2 separate regions of the Homo sapiens genome follow, and region 1 is linked to region 2. A link is a loop called in an ENCODE intact Hi-C map of the cell type or tissue named here. Cell type or tissue: OCI-LY7. All regions are shown on one strand. Links, peaks and the distances in the headings refer to the core of each region. The heading gives the core; the rest is flanking DNA.

Region 1 (6,492 bases), core at 1,749-4,248, 130 kb after region 2:
TGCCAATACTTTATATTAGTTTTTCTTCTTTCCACATTGCTTACACAGAATAATCTTATTAGGTAAAGTCTCCTTCATTTTAAATTTTTTTTCAAAGCACACATGTGCATTCATATGTTAAATATAATTTTTGACAGAACATTAAACACTTGAACTACATATTACTTTCTATTTAGAAGATAGTTTTGATGAGGATACAGTAGCTTAACTGTTAGTAATACACGAACAGAAAATCTTTTATTGCTAAAATCCAGCTCTTTAGGGTGCAACATGGCATATTCTTTATATAGCACCATGATGCTCTCTTTGAAACTGAGCTTGCAATATGGGATACTTCATTGACAACATCAATTAATAAAATGTAAGTCAAATTTTTGTGCCTGGATGGTACAAATGTAATCACCAAAGAAATCTGTCACATAAAAACACTGGTGGCATTTCTCAAGTGATGCCCATTACTCTTGACTTTACTATGTCAATGGAACACACAGCTAAGGGCTTCTACATCTTGGAATGGCAGTCTCAGACTTGCCCCACCTCTTAAATTAGACATGAAATAGAAACATAGAATAGATGCTACTCTAAAGTCACAATGGAAATGCCCAACACATTTCACAAATACAATTATATGTAAACAAAAAGAGAACTCTATGTATCAAAATGACTTTGCAAGTTTAAATACAATATTGATGCATCTATGGCAATTTTCACATAGCCCTTGAAAAGCACCAGGTAGCTTGGTGTTATTATATGACTTTATCCCCTAGAAAAGAATGAACAGGTCTGAAAAGACCTTCTAGATTATTCACATGAGAAAAAGGGTAAGAAAATAATAGTAACCAATAATATAACCTGTGATGTTGGAGAAACCTGGAAGGGCATTTATAGTCTAATATGATATTAATTACTAAGTTAAACATTTTATTAGGAGAATAAAAAAATTCAGAAAAAAACAATATGGCGCAATTTTAAGTGAAAAGAAGTATAGATGATAATAGCTACCTTCAAGAGAACATGTAAAAGTAAATTCAATAACTCCTGGGGCAGGTTCAAAAGAGGTAATGCTGCATCAAAATGGCTATGTAAAGAATAATGGGGGCATATTACCATAATCGATATCAAGAAAATGGATATATGTATATAGCAGAAAAAATCTGGGGCTCATTTAAAATTAATTCTAGTTTTAAAAAAATCATTAACAAAAACGTATATTGTCATTAAAGAGAAATTTCCATTGAAGGAGAAGTTGAAAAAATTCTGTAGAGGTTCTATTGTATCTTAGTCTAACTCCTATCTTGATTCTGTGCAATGAAGCTATGTTATTAGGTAAAATAGTATTATAAATCAAGCTCTTTGGGAAATTTGCTGGCCTAGGTACATGACAGAGCCACATTTTATAATACAATTATGTAAATCATAACAAAGTCCCAGAGTTTAAGTGCTCATCCTTCTACGTGGAATGAAATTACTACAAAATGGTATCACAGCATTATGGAAATATTTCAGATCACGTTATAATCAAGTCAGAATAAACGGGGATTGAAACCACAGACATTATGTTAACATAAGAATGCTATTTATAAATTCAATTGTATCATAAAGGCATGGCTAAGCTAAAGCTAAAGTGAGAACTAACAAGTTCACCAGTAAAAGTTACCTGAATTTTATAACAGATGAATGATATCATACTCATCATTTTTTTAAAACACAAAGCTAACCAAATAATAAAAATCCTTTTTCCAGTAGATAGGAGTAGTGCCTTCTTCACTCTTTATAACCTGTTCCTGGGGTAATTTCCAACCTTTTCCAAGCCCTGGCACATGTAGAAAGTGCTAATATTCATGTAGCACATTTGGGACAATGGCAACCAACATCTCTCCCTGCCCATTTGTACCTCCATGCATACCGTGTACTGCTGCCCTGATTTTGAGAATATGGTATCATTCACCTAAAGAACACCAAGTGTGGAAAAAGCTCTTTCTACCCCCTAACATCCTCTAAATAGTGATATAACTCTTGGGGAAATGTATGAATAAATAAATCCATTGCAAGTTTAAATGAATTTTAAATGGTGTTTACCAAAAGGTGTTTTTTTTCGTTATGGTGCACAACAGCAGGCATGGTGATAAATCTCATTCAAGAAACAGATTTAGGAGGGGACAAAAATGCTAAGATTCTTTTACTCCATAATTTAAAAAGCCTGTTCTAACTCATACACTTTTAATTAGGCAATAAATACCAAGCAAAAGAAACTTAAAAATCATGACTCATTTCAAAACTTCATTACAGACATAAGAAGAGGTAGGGGAGCAGAAATACAGCCTTTTGTGTTTATAAATACCTCAAAGCCTCAAATAACCAACTGGAAAATATACATACAGAGTAAGAAAAGGAAAGCCTTTGACTTCACTGTTATGTTGAGATTATTTTGTAAAGACAAAAAGCAAAAAAATTTTAAAAAAATAAAAAGGAAATAGTATATGTATAATTTAAAAAAGAAAGTTATACAAACCATAAAAGAGTACCATAAACACACTCCTACTGAGCACATTTTAGAAAGATTATGAAACAAAATTTTTTGTTCATTAGATGAAGTCTCTTCAAAGGTGCTTTCTCTTCCTTTGTGAGTGAAAAAGCCCTTACCCCAAAGCCACAAAGTGAAATCTACCACCAAAGAGTGCTAATAAATAGCAGACTTCCTGCTTCAGTTGGTAAAACCAGCTGCTGATTTATTAGGTATCTAGAGCGGCAGGTTCATCCTGTTCCAGATAGGATACTCATCTGCAGCAAAGGCTACTTAGAGAGATTTCACACCTGCTGATGTGGGTTGGACTACATCTTCCTATAACTCGTTCCAGCATTCTTCCAACAGATGCACACGCTGCTTCTCCTTCCGGGAAACAGCACATGGAGTCCAAGCACTTGATACCTGCATTTGTTTCAGTAAGCTGCGGGAGGTGAAGCAGAAAACATCAGTTGTTTAAAGATATGGACTTCTGAAAAGCATTAGAACATTACAACAAGCACTTTCAAATCAAAGGTAACATATATAAACCTACATGTTTTTCTATAATATGGGAAACATATGAAAGGCTTTAATTTACTAGAGTATAACCATCCAAAATTATTTTAAAGCCTTGTATCCTAAATTAGAGGTCTAGTAAAATAATTATATAAATTAAGAAGCTGGATATTATGTAAATCTACTTTTAATGTTTCATTTTAATCATTTATTATGGTCAAAATGATTTCCATCAACCACTCAGGAATGTAATGAATTCCAATTCTGCATGGAGTTTTTCTTTAGGTGAAATGCTCCTGCAATTTCAATTAAAAATGTCTAGCCTGCAATTTCAATGAACAATGTCCAACAATTGAGATAAGTGGAGTATGAATTATCTTTAAGACTGGGAAATAACAATCAGGCAGGACCTCACCCCAATGTTCAGTAACAACAACAATGGCAGCAAACACTTTACGTATGCTTTACTATGTGCCAGGTTCTAAGCACTCTACATAGATCCACTCCATACTTATCTTTGAAAAAAGCATCATTTATCATAAATTGCTAAAAACTTTTAAGTGGCAATCATCCCATCATCAGCTCATCCTGCTTTGTAACAGTTAGCTGACAGTTTAATAAATTAAAATTTATTAAACAAGTGAATAAGTAGTACTATCAAGATTTGAAACTGAATTACTTTCTGAAAGTATGCAAGATTTATGTTGATTCAGGCATAAATAGCCCAGCAAGATAATTTTATTCCACACGACTAACAATTTTAACTGAGTAAAAATGAGGGGGAAAGATGGTATGACCACGTAGCTCGATGAATCCCAACCCTGGTTTTGTTTGTCAAAGATGCTCCGAAATTTTTCAAGGGCTGTTGTTTTAAAAAAAAAACACCTTATTTCAATTCACCTTCTTTTACATATATAACATCCTACGTAACACATCTTTTGAGGATAGAGAAGGAGAATAAATACAGGGCTGCACTTCCACGAAGGTTGGGAATCACCATGTGCTGGGTGCAGGCAACAGAGGATGTTTGTGGAGATGCTCACAATGAACAGAAGAGACGGACGTGATGGAACAGAAACCTGGCATTCTGAATGTAAACAACTGCTGATGTCCTGCAAGATCCATGCTCAGAAGATTCAACACCACACAGTGTGAAACAACATGGTTCTTATCTGGCAACTGCCTGATGACAGTGTCCTAGGATCAGCTAAGCACTGAGAAAGAGCCAAACTTGACTTGTTCTTTCGTTACAATACTCTTGGTTTAGAATTGTTTAGGGCACAGTTTCTTAAACTGTGTTTTGTAAGATATTTACAGACATTTCATGAAAAAAAAAAAGGGGGTCAGTGTTCAATTAAATTTGGGAAACACTAATTTAACAAAGTTCTAAACAGACTTTTAAAGTAGAGGACTGTGAAGTCAGGATACATGGTCATCTCCATGGGGGAAGCCTGAGATATCATAATTCTCCACTCATTTTCTTAGTGGGAGAAACCATACACCCCCACCCACCAACCAGCAAATATTAAGCAACACCAGGAGGATCATTCATATTCAGAGGAACAGTTTAGGAAATGCTGGTTTAGGTAACAGGATTTCATCAGTTTTCCAGTATTCTCTTTGGGTCCCTGGACTCCAGTTTTCCCAATCTCAAATTTACCCCTTGTAGCAACCCAGACTCCAGGGCTCCTACATGCTCAAAGGATAAAGCCCCACACCGCATGAAGCCTTGAAGGCCCTTTACAGCCTGACCCCAGGCTGCCTTTCCTGCTCTGCTTCCCAATGCTCTGGTGCAGTCTCCACTCCAGCCAACCAATGTTCCCTGCCTGTGGGCAACGTGTCGGGGCCTGCCATCAATCAGGGTCAGAATGCTGACCCCTACATCAGCGTTCAGCTTAAATCCTACCGTCTCCATTAACTTCCCTCACCTCTCCAACTATGAGTCATCTCTTTCTCTGATTCTATTTCACTGCTTATTTGTATCACTTAATTGGCACAAGCACTTAAACTTCTATTTATTGAGCAAGGTACTGTGCCACTTTCCACAGGGGATAGTAACCCTGTGCTCAATCCGGTGAGCTAAAGGTAAGGAAGAAGGTGGGAGAGAGGACAAGTCAGGAAGACATACCAACAGCAGTTACATTAGTGGAGTGCTCACCACGTATGCCCCAGTGACTATGTAAGATGCTTCTCATGGATTGTCTCACTGAAAACTTAAACAGCCCTTAGGAATAGGCATCATGATCATCCCCAGTTTACAGATGAGGAAACCGTTAAGAATTTGTTCAAGGTCACCCACTTAATCTGGGGCTTGAATCTTGGTTTCTTTGCTTGCAGAGCCCAAACCCCTTTACCATAGCACTTCCTGCCTTATGATTATAAGAGGCAGACTACTCAGAAAACAGGAGGGAAAGCTCAAACCCAGCTGCTGTTAGTGGTACTGGTGGGAGGGCATGAAGATTTGATGAAAAAGGTGGCATTTAAAATACATCTTAAAGGACTTAGCGGGGGGGGGCATTTCAATAGCAGGAGATGGGGGGGAAAAGATATTCCAGGCTGAAGGAGGAGAAAGAGTGGCTATGTGTGGGCAGCAGTGTGGTGTGTATTCCGCAGAAGCTTAGCCTAAGTGTAAGGGAGTGGTACTGTCCCCTTGCAAAAAGACCAGTTGTGACTCACAGTGTGGTCCATAGATCAATGCTGATCCATAAACACTATTACTGGCCCATGAAGAAATAAGCATTTCTAATCTGTGAGAATAAGAGCTTAGAAATTTTTACAGCAGTTGGACAAAGTATGTTTATAACTGTTAAATTCAATAATTTAAAAATTGGGGCTTATTTTATATATCTTTTAGATTTAATTTTCCTATAATTCATTTTTATTGTATTTGTAAAAGCACTGGCTCAAGATAAACTGGAAATTAAAACAAAACAAGAAAATAACAAACTGGTCCTTCACCACATTTACTTGGAGAGAACTAAACCAGAAACTCAAAAGAGCAAGGATCTTGTCTGACACTTTAGTTTAACAACATGTGCTTTGCTCAAAGCTGGTGCTCAATCAACTGGGAGAAATTCATCGAGATGACACCCAGAAGGTAGCCAGCGCTTGAGTATCCATATATGTGCAAGACACTGCCTTGGTCTGGATCTGACCCTGGTAATCATCTTGCTTTGCATTCATCACCTTTCACCTTATTTTTATTATTTTTAGAGACAGGGTCTTGCTCTGTCATCCAGGCTGGAGTGCAGTGGCACAATCGATCCTAGCTCACTGCAGTCTCAACCTCCTGGGCTCAAGCAATCCTTCCACCTCAGCCTCCTGGGTAGCTACTACAGGTGTGCGTCATCATGTCAGGCTAATTTTTAATTTTAGTAGAGACAGGGTCTTACTATACGGCCCAGGCTGGTCTCAAACTCCTGGCCTCCAGTGGTCCTCCCACCTCAGCCTCTCAAAGTGCCGGGATTACA
Region 2 (6,492 bases), core at 2,618-5,117:
CTCTGTTGTTAGGTACATGCATGTTAAAAATTGTTATGTCTACCCTTTTATCATTGTTTAATGCCCCTCCTTATCCCTGATAACTTTCCCTGCTCTGAAGTTTGCTCTAAAATTAAGATGGCTACTCGCACTTTCTTTGGTGTTAGCATATTCTTTGTCTGTTTTTACTTTAAGTCTATAAGTCTTTAAAGTGGATTTCTTGTAGGTAACATATATTTGTCTTTTGTTTTTTAATCTACTCCAACAATCTCTGTCTTTTAATTGGTATATTTAGACATCAACATTTAAAGTGATTATTAATGTACTTTGATTAATATTTACCATATTTATTATTGTTTTCTATTTATTCCCCTTGTTTGTTCCTATTTTTATCTTTCAGACTTTTTCTGCCTTTCATGGTTTTAATTGAGCATCTTCTATGATCCAATTTCCTCTCCTTTTTTAGCATATCAAGTACAGTCATATGCTGCATAACACCATTTTATTCAATATAACAATGGTTCCATAAGATTAAAATGCAGCTGAAAAATTCCTATCCAGTGACATTGTGGCAACTGTAACATCATAGTACAATGCATTACTTTCTTTAGGTTTAGATATATGTAGATACACAAATACTTACCACTGTGTTACAGTTGCCTACAGTATGCAGTAACATGTTATTATTGTTTCAAATATTACTTCTGTTCCTTCCTTTCTTCTCCTTCTGGTATTCTCGTTCTGCGTAGTTAATACCTTTTGTAGTTGTCTTGCAGTGCTAGGTATTGTTCTGTTTAAGGTTTTTTTTCTCACTGTTTTTCAGAATTGGAAGTTTCTGTTGTCATATCCTCAAGTTCAGAGGTTCTTTCCCTGCCATACCCAACGTACTAATGAGCCCATCAAAGCATGCTTCATTTCTATTAGGGTTATGGTTTTTTTTTTTTCAATTCTAGCATTTCCTTTTTATTCTTTCTTAGAATTTTCACCTCTCTGCTTACATTATCTATCTGTTCTTGCATGTTGTCTACTTTTTTCATTAAAGCCCTTAGCCTGTTAATCACAGTTTAGAATTTCTGTGTCTGATAATTCTAACATTCCTGCCATACCTGATGCTTCTTCAGTCTCTTCAAACTGTGTTTTTTGCCTTTTAGTATGCCTTGTAATTTTTTGTTGAAAGATGGACATGGTGTACTGGGTAAAGAGAATTTTGCTAAACAGGCCTTTGGTAATGTGATAAGGCTGGAGGGGGCATGTTCTCTTGTCCCATGATCAGATCTCAGTCTTGCTGAGCCTGTGCCCCTGGTGTGTGAACTTCACCAGTGCTTCCTGGTATGTTTTTGTTTTGTTTTCCCCCACCCCTTAGGGTGGACAGTATGTCTGGCAAAGGCTGGAGTTGGGTATTTCTCCTCCCCCAGTGAGGTTAGGCTCTGATAAAATCCCAATCGTTTAGGCTCTGATAAAATAGTTTTTCTCAAGGGTAAACCTTGAATGTTTTGGTGTATTTCAAAGTGGTTTCATTTCCCTTCTGAGCTGGAAGCATGGGAGGATTTTTCTCTGATATTCACTGTGAAGACCTGGTAGAGCTCCTGGAGGTAAAACTCACAAAAGTGTGAGGTCCTCCTGTAACTGGGTCGCCTTGGAGTTTTTAACTCTCAGAGTTGTCCACACTGAGCTACCAGGAATTTGTCAATTACAGCTCAGGCTTCTCCTCATGGCATCTCTGTATCTGCCTGTCAGTTGTCTGTCTCTCTGGTTCTGAGGACAAGCAGCTTGCCCTGTGACCTGATTTCTCTGACAAATTTAAAAATTGTTGATTTTCAGCTTGTTCAGCTTTTTACTTGATAGGACAGAGTGGCAGCTTCTAAGCTCCTTAGATGCCGGATCAGATTGATTTTCAAATTGATTTTAAGCTGGGCACAGTGGCTCACACCTGTAATCCCAGCACTCTGGGAGGCTGAGGCAGGTGGATCACTTGAGGTCAGGAGTTCAAGACCAGCCTGGCCAACATGGTGAAACCCCATCTCTACTAAAAATACAAAAAAATTAGCTGGACATAGTGGTGTGCGCCTGTGGTCCCATCTACTCAGGAGGCTGAGGTGGAGGAATTGCTTGAACCCGGGAGGCAGAGGTTGCAGTGAGCCAAGATCACGCCATTGCACCCCAGCCTGGATGACAGAGTGAGATTCCATCTTAAAAAAAAAAAAATTGATTTTAAAATCCACTAATGGGTTGTGACCACACTTTTAAAAACAACTTTACATTGTATTCACTTTAAGCTAAGAGAAAAACACAGAAACACAGAAGACTACAAACTATATGATTTCATTTATATAAAATTCTAGAAAAACTATAGTGACAGAAAGCAGATTGGTGGTTTCCTGGATCCCAGGGTTTAGTGAAGGGACTGATTCCAAATGGGAACAAGGGAACTTTTTGGATGATGGAAATGTTCTGTAGTTTCATTGTGGTTCTGTGATTGTATTCAATTGCTAAATCACATGCCTACACTTCAAATAGTTACAGTTTGTTGTCTAAAATTAAACCTTAATAAAGTTAGGGGAAATTTTTTAGAGCTTAATAGAATGCCAATAGATATTAACATAAGGTTTAGTTGCCAAACAATCTTTCAATGGGTTACCAGCAAAAGGGCTTTAAAAAGAAATTCCTAGGAGCCCACAATCAGGGAAAAAAAAGTTTTCTTTTTCTCCATGGGGTTAGGGTGAGATGGGATGTCATGGTATGAGGCTCCCAGGATCTTGGTGCTCTGAGGCAGTAACATGTGGTCCACCCTTGTTCTCACTGTTACAAGCTGAAACGGATTCATAATTTGGGCTTACCATTTGCTCACAACCCCAAATATACTTTTCCGTTGCCAAATTTCATGCAGCTCTCTATTTTTGACTAAGATTCATATGCTGCTGCAAATGCGAGATGTTTTCTTCATGAAATGCAAAGTGTTACCATTGAATGAAGACAGCGGTAAAACTTGATGTGATGCATCATGGAAGATTTTGGTTTGCTACTGATTATACACTATTGAATATGACCATTGTTTTTTACCTTTTAGGGACTGTGGAGTTTATTATGGACTCAAAACATAATTTCTGTTTCATGGAGATGAATACAAGGCTGCAAGTGGAACATCCTGTTACTGAGATGATCACAGGAACTGACTTGGTGGAGTGGCAGCTTAGAGTGAGAATATTTTTTCTATTAAAAATCAGCCTTGGCTGGGTGCGGTGGCTCAAGCCTGTAGTCCCAGCACTTTGGCAGGCCAAGGCAGGTGGATCACCTGAGGTCAGGAGTTCGAGACCAGCCTGGCCAATGTGGTGAAACCCTGTCTCTACCAAAAATACAAAAATTAGCCGGGCGTGGTGCCGGGTGCCTGTAGTCCCCGGTACTCAGGAGGCTGAGGCAGGAGAATCACTGAGCCTGGGAGGCAGAGGTTGCAGTAAGCCGAGATCGCGCCACTGCATTCCAGCCTGGGTACTCCATCTTAAAAAAAAAAAAAAAAAGATCAGTCTTGATGGGAGGGATGTGAGGGCTGAAAAACTACCTAAATGGTACCGTGTTCACTGTTTGAGTGATGGGTTCATCAGAAGCCCAAATCCCAGCATTATGCAAAATACCCATGTAGCAAACATTCACGTGTACCACCTGAATCTATAATTCAACAACAACGACAACAACAACAACAACAAAACAGTCTTGAGAATAGGTTACTACCTTCTGGCCTCCTAAAACAGGTGTCATTTTGGACGGGGTTCAGTTCTTGGTGGTTATGAGGACAGGAAGATGGGAGGTTAAAAGTGAAGCCACATTTGATGCTGTAGCTTTTTTTGGCACTTTAGGGACTCAGATTCACTTCCCCCTAGGCCCGGGCAGCCAGCAGGTGAGATTGTGTCACAGGGGCTTGCTCACAACCACATCACCTCAAGGTCAAAGCCTCATGGTCTACCTAAGGCCACAGCATTCTGGGCCAGGCCATCATTCGGTTTCAGATCAGGGCAGATACTAGGCAAGATGAAATGAGCTAAGGCAGAGTTGGGAATGAAGAGCCAAGGAGATGGTCTAGAATGATCCAAGTAAAGTGCGGATTTATGGCTGTTGCGGGCCCATGAGTAAATGTTCATTCAGAGTAAATGTTTGGAAACTTTTAAAGCATTTTGGCATTGCTATGACATGCCTACTGTATTTTTCAAACATGTAAGTTTATAACTGTTCTTTTACTATGGATAGTTTGAGAAGCACTGGTGTAAACCAGAATTCCACAAAACATACTTCTCAAATATTAATAATAGCTTAGTCTGTTTTTGTTCTCATAAGAACAATAGATTTTACTTTAGCCTTCTTTTTCCTAACATGAAAAAAATCTGTTAAGTAATATAGACGGTCCTGATATATGTAGGATTCGTGGTTCCTTGTATATCCTGCATCTAAATTGTTTTTTCCTGGTGTGACGCCAAAATCTTGATTATTTTGGTAATTTTATCTTTTCAGAACTTCTGTAGATAATAATATGATACTCCTTTTGTTGGTTCCTTGGGGGTGATTGGTGGTTCTAATTGAGCCAAAAGGTTCTTCTAGGGCTCTATATCCTAGGGTGTTAACGAAAACCAGGCACAGCAAGCTGGTAAGTTTTAGTGAGTGTCAAGAAAAACTGTAGTGGCTTTGGAAACTTCTGGAAGGAGTGTTTATATTTCCAGAATTCAAGGAAAAGGAGGATAATTTTTCTGAAGCAGTAAATCAAGAGAGTTTCGACCTTGGAAATCATAAGAGAAAAAAAGGTTTCTAAGGATTAAGGAAGGAGAAAGCTTTTGGGTATTAAGGAAACCAGCAGACATCTATTTCTTGTAAGAGCTTGTCAAGGCTCTTCAGAAAGAGAAGCCAGCTTTTATCATCTGGGGAGGGACACTAGAACTTAGGGAAGCTGCTGGACCTGGTTTATAGAGTTCAAGGCATTTGGCATCTGGCCTTCAAACAGAGGTAAAACAAAGGGGCTCACCATTTGGTGAGTCAAGAGTCTAAGCTCGAGGACCTGCCTGTGCAGTCAAGCCTTCCTAGAACAAGGGTTGAATGATGACTGATGTAAGTGTCCTGGGTTCAGGCTGCAGATACAGATAGTTAACAGTGTTCAGGGAAAGCTGGTGAAAATGTCAAGGTTAGGGGTTCCGGAGAGCCAGTGTCAGCCTGAGAGAACTCAAATGGCACATATCTCCAAAGACCCAGAGGCATGATTGGGGCCTGTCTTTTCTGGGCTCAAGTGGAAGCCAAGCTTGGAGGAAAATGGACAGGCAAAGACAAGTCAAGGTGAACACAAGAGACAGAGTTTTGCTCTTTTTGCCCAGGCTGGAGTGCAATGGCGTGATAGCTCACTGCAACCTCTACCTCCCGGCTTCAAGCAATTCTCCTGCCTCAGCCTCCCGTGTAGCTGGGATTACAGGCGTGTGCCACCATGCCCGGCTAATTTTTGTGTTTTTAGTAGAGACAGGGTTTCACCATGTTGGCCAGGCTGGTCTTGAATTCCTGACCTCAGGTGATCCGCCTGCCTCGGCCTCCCAAATTGCTGGGATTACAGGCATGAGCCACCACACCTGACCCAGAATTATTTATTAAAACGTTAAAAAACTGGTTCCAAGTCTATTGTGAACAGTGCTGCAATAAACATACACATGCATGCGTCTTTATAGTAGAGTGATTTGTAATCCTTTGGGTATATACCCAGTAATGGGATTGCTGGGTCAAATGGTATTTCTGGTTCTAGATCCTAAGGATGGAATGATAATAGGTAACATAGTGCTGACTGTATGCCAGACACTTTTCTCTGAAGCATGGAAAGCTTAAGAAACTTGTCTAGATGACAAAGTAAGTATAGAGACAAAATTTGAACCTAGGCAATCTGTCTGCAGAGCCTGAGGTGTTTTCAAAATATACTGCCATAAAGGTATTTAACTTAGTTCCGTTTCCTTTCATTCTTAACTGCTGTGCATCCTGATCTTTCATATTTACAGATTCAGAAAAATGAAACTTTTGCTTCTGTTTTATACTTACCGGTTTAGTTCAATGTCATGCTAAGTTACTTAGAGTCTAGATTTTCCTGTATCTATATTGCTTTCTCAGGTTGTCATTTTCTCATCTTGGAAAAAAACTTAAGAGTAAAGAGAGAAAGTGCAATGTGTCCTCCAATAGCCATTTCCAATTTATACTAGTTAATTGAAGAGAGTGATTTGTTGTATTGGTACATAATAACTAAAATAGTAATAATTATAGTAACAACAAACAATAGTGATCACCCTGTTTGTAATCTGGTATCATGCAGTACATATCAACATAACAAAATTGAAAAACCATCATTTTCCCCTTTCTGTTTTGCTTTATCACCCACTTACTGGTGAAGATTACAGCGTAGGATGACAATGTCAGCTACACTTTTTGCTTGGCTGTGAATCTAGTCCTAAACACTAATAATATACTATTTTTTAAAAAAAATTGATTTGGGAATTAAGTGCTAAT

What was found. Peaks named below come from ENCODE experiments on the same cell type or tissue, not always from the same donor. Only the 100,000 strongest peaks of a DNase experiment are listed, where the experiment ranks them.
Region 1: a loop joins it to region 2, with 7 times the contacts of the local background. A loop is called at or near these places in 3 of 110 quality-filtered maps.

What each region holds. Positions count from the first base shown.
Region 1 is chr3:182,910,317-182,916,808 of GRCh38, reverse strand. ATP11B (ATPase phospholipid transporting 11B (putative)) reads right to left here. Exons shown (of 30, transcript NM_014616.3): 29 at 2,815-2,948. Among named protein-coding and RNA genes, the nearest start is that of DCUN1D1, 67 kb to the left of the region's middle. RefSeq lists a silencer at 2,628-2,767. In OCI-LY7, for the core only: no CTCF peak of the experiment used is centred there; a DNase peak (open chromatin) is centred at 2,728; H3K4me3 peaks cover 1,244 bases; H3K27ac peaks cover 1,912 bases.
Region 2 is chr3:183,042,095-183,048,586 of GRCh38, reverse strand. It overlaps MCCC1 (methylcrotonyl-CoA carboxylase subunit 1), which reads left to right. Exons shown (of 19, transcript NM_020166.5): 10 at 3,047-3,174. Among named protein-coding and RNA genes, the nearest start is that of MCCC1, 54 kb to the left of the region's middle. In OCI-LY7, for the core only: no CTCF peak of the experiment used is centred there; DNase peaks (open chromatin) are centred at 3,136 and 3,846; H3K4me3 peaks cover 1,991 bases; H3K27ac peaks cover 2,500 bases.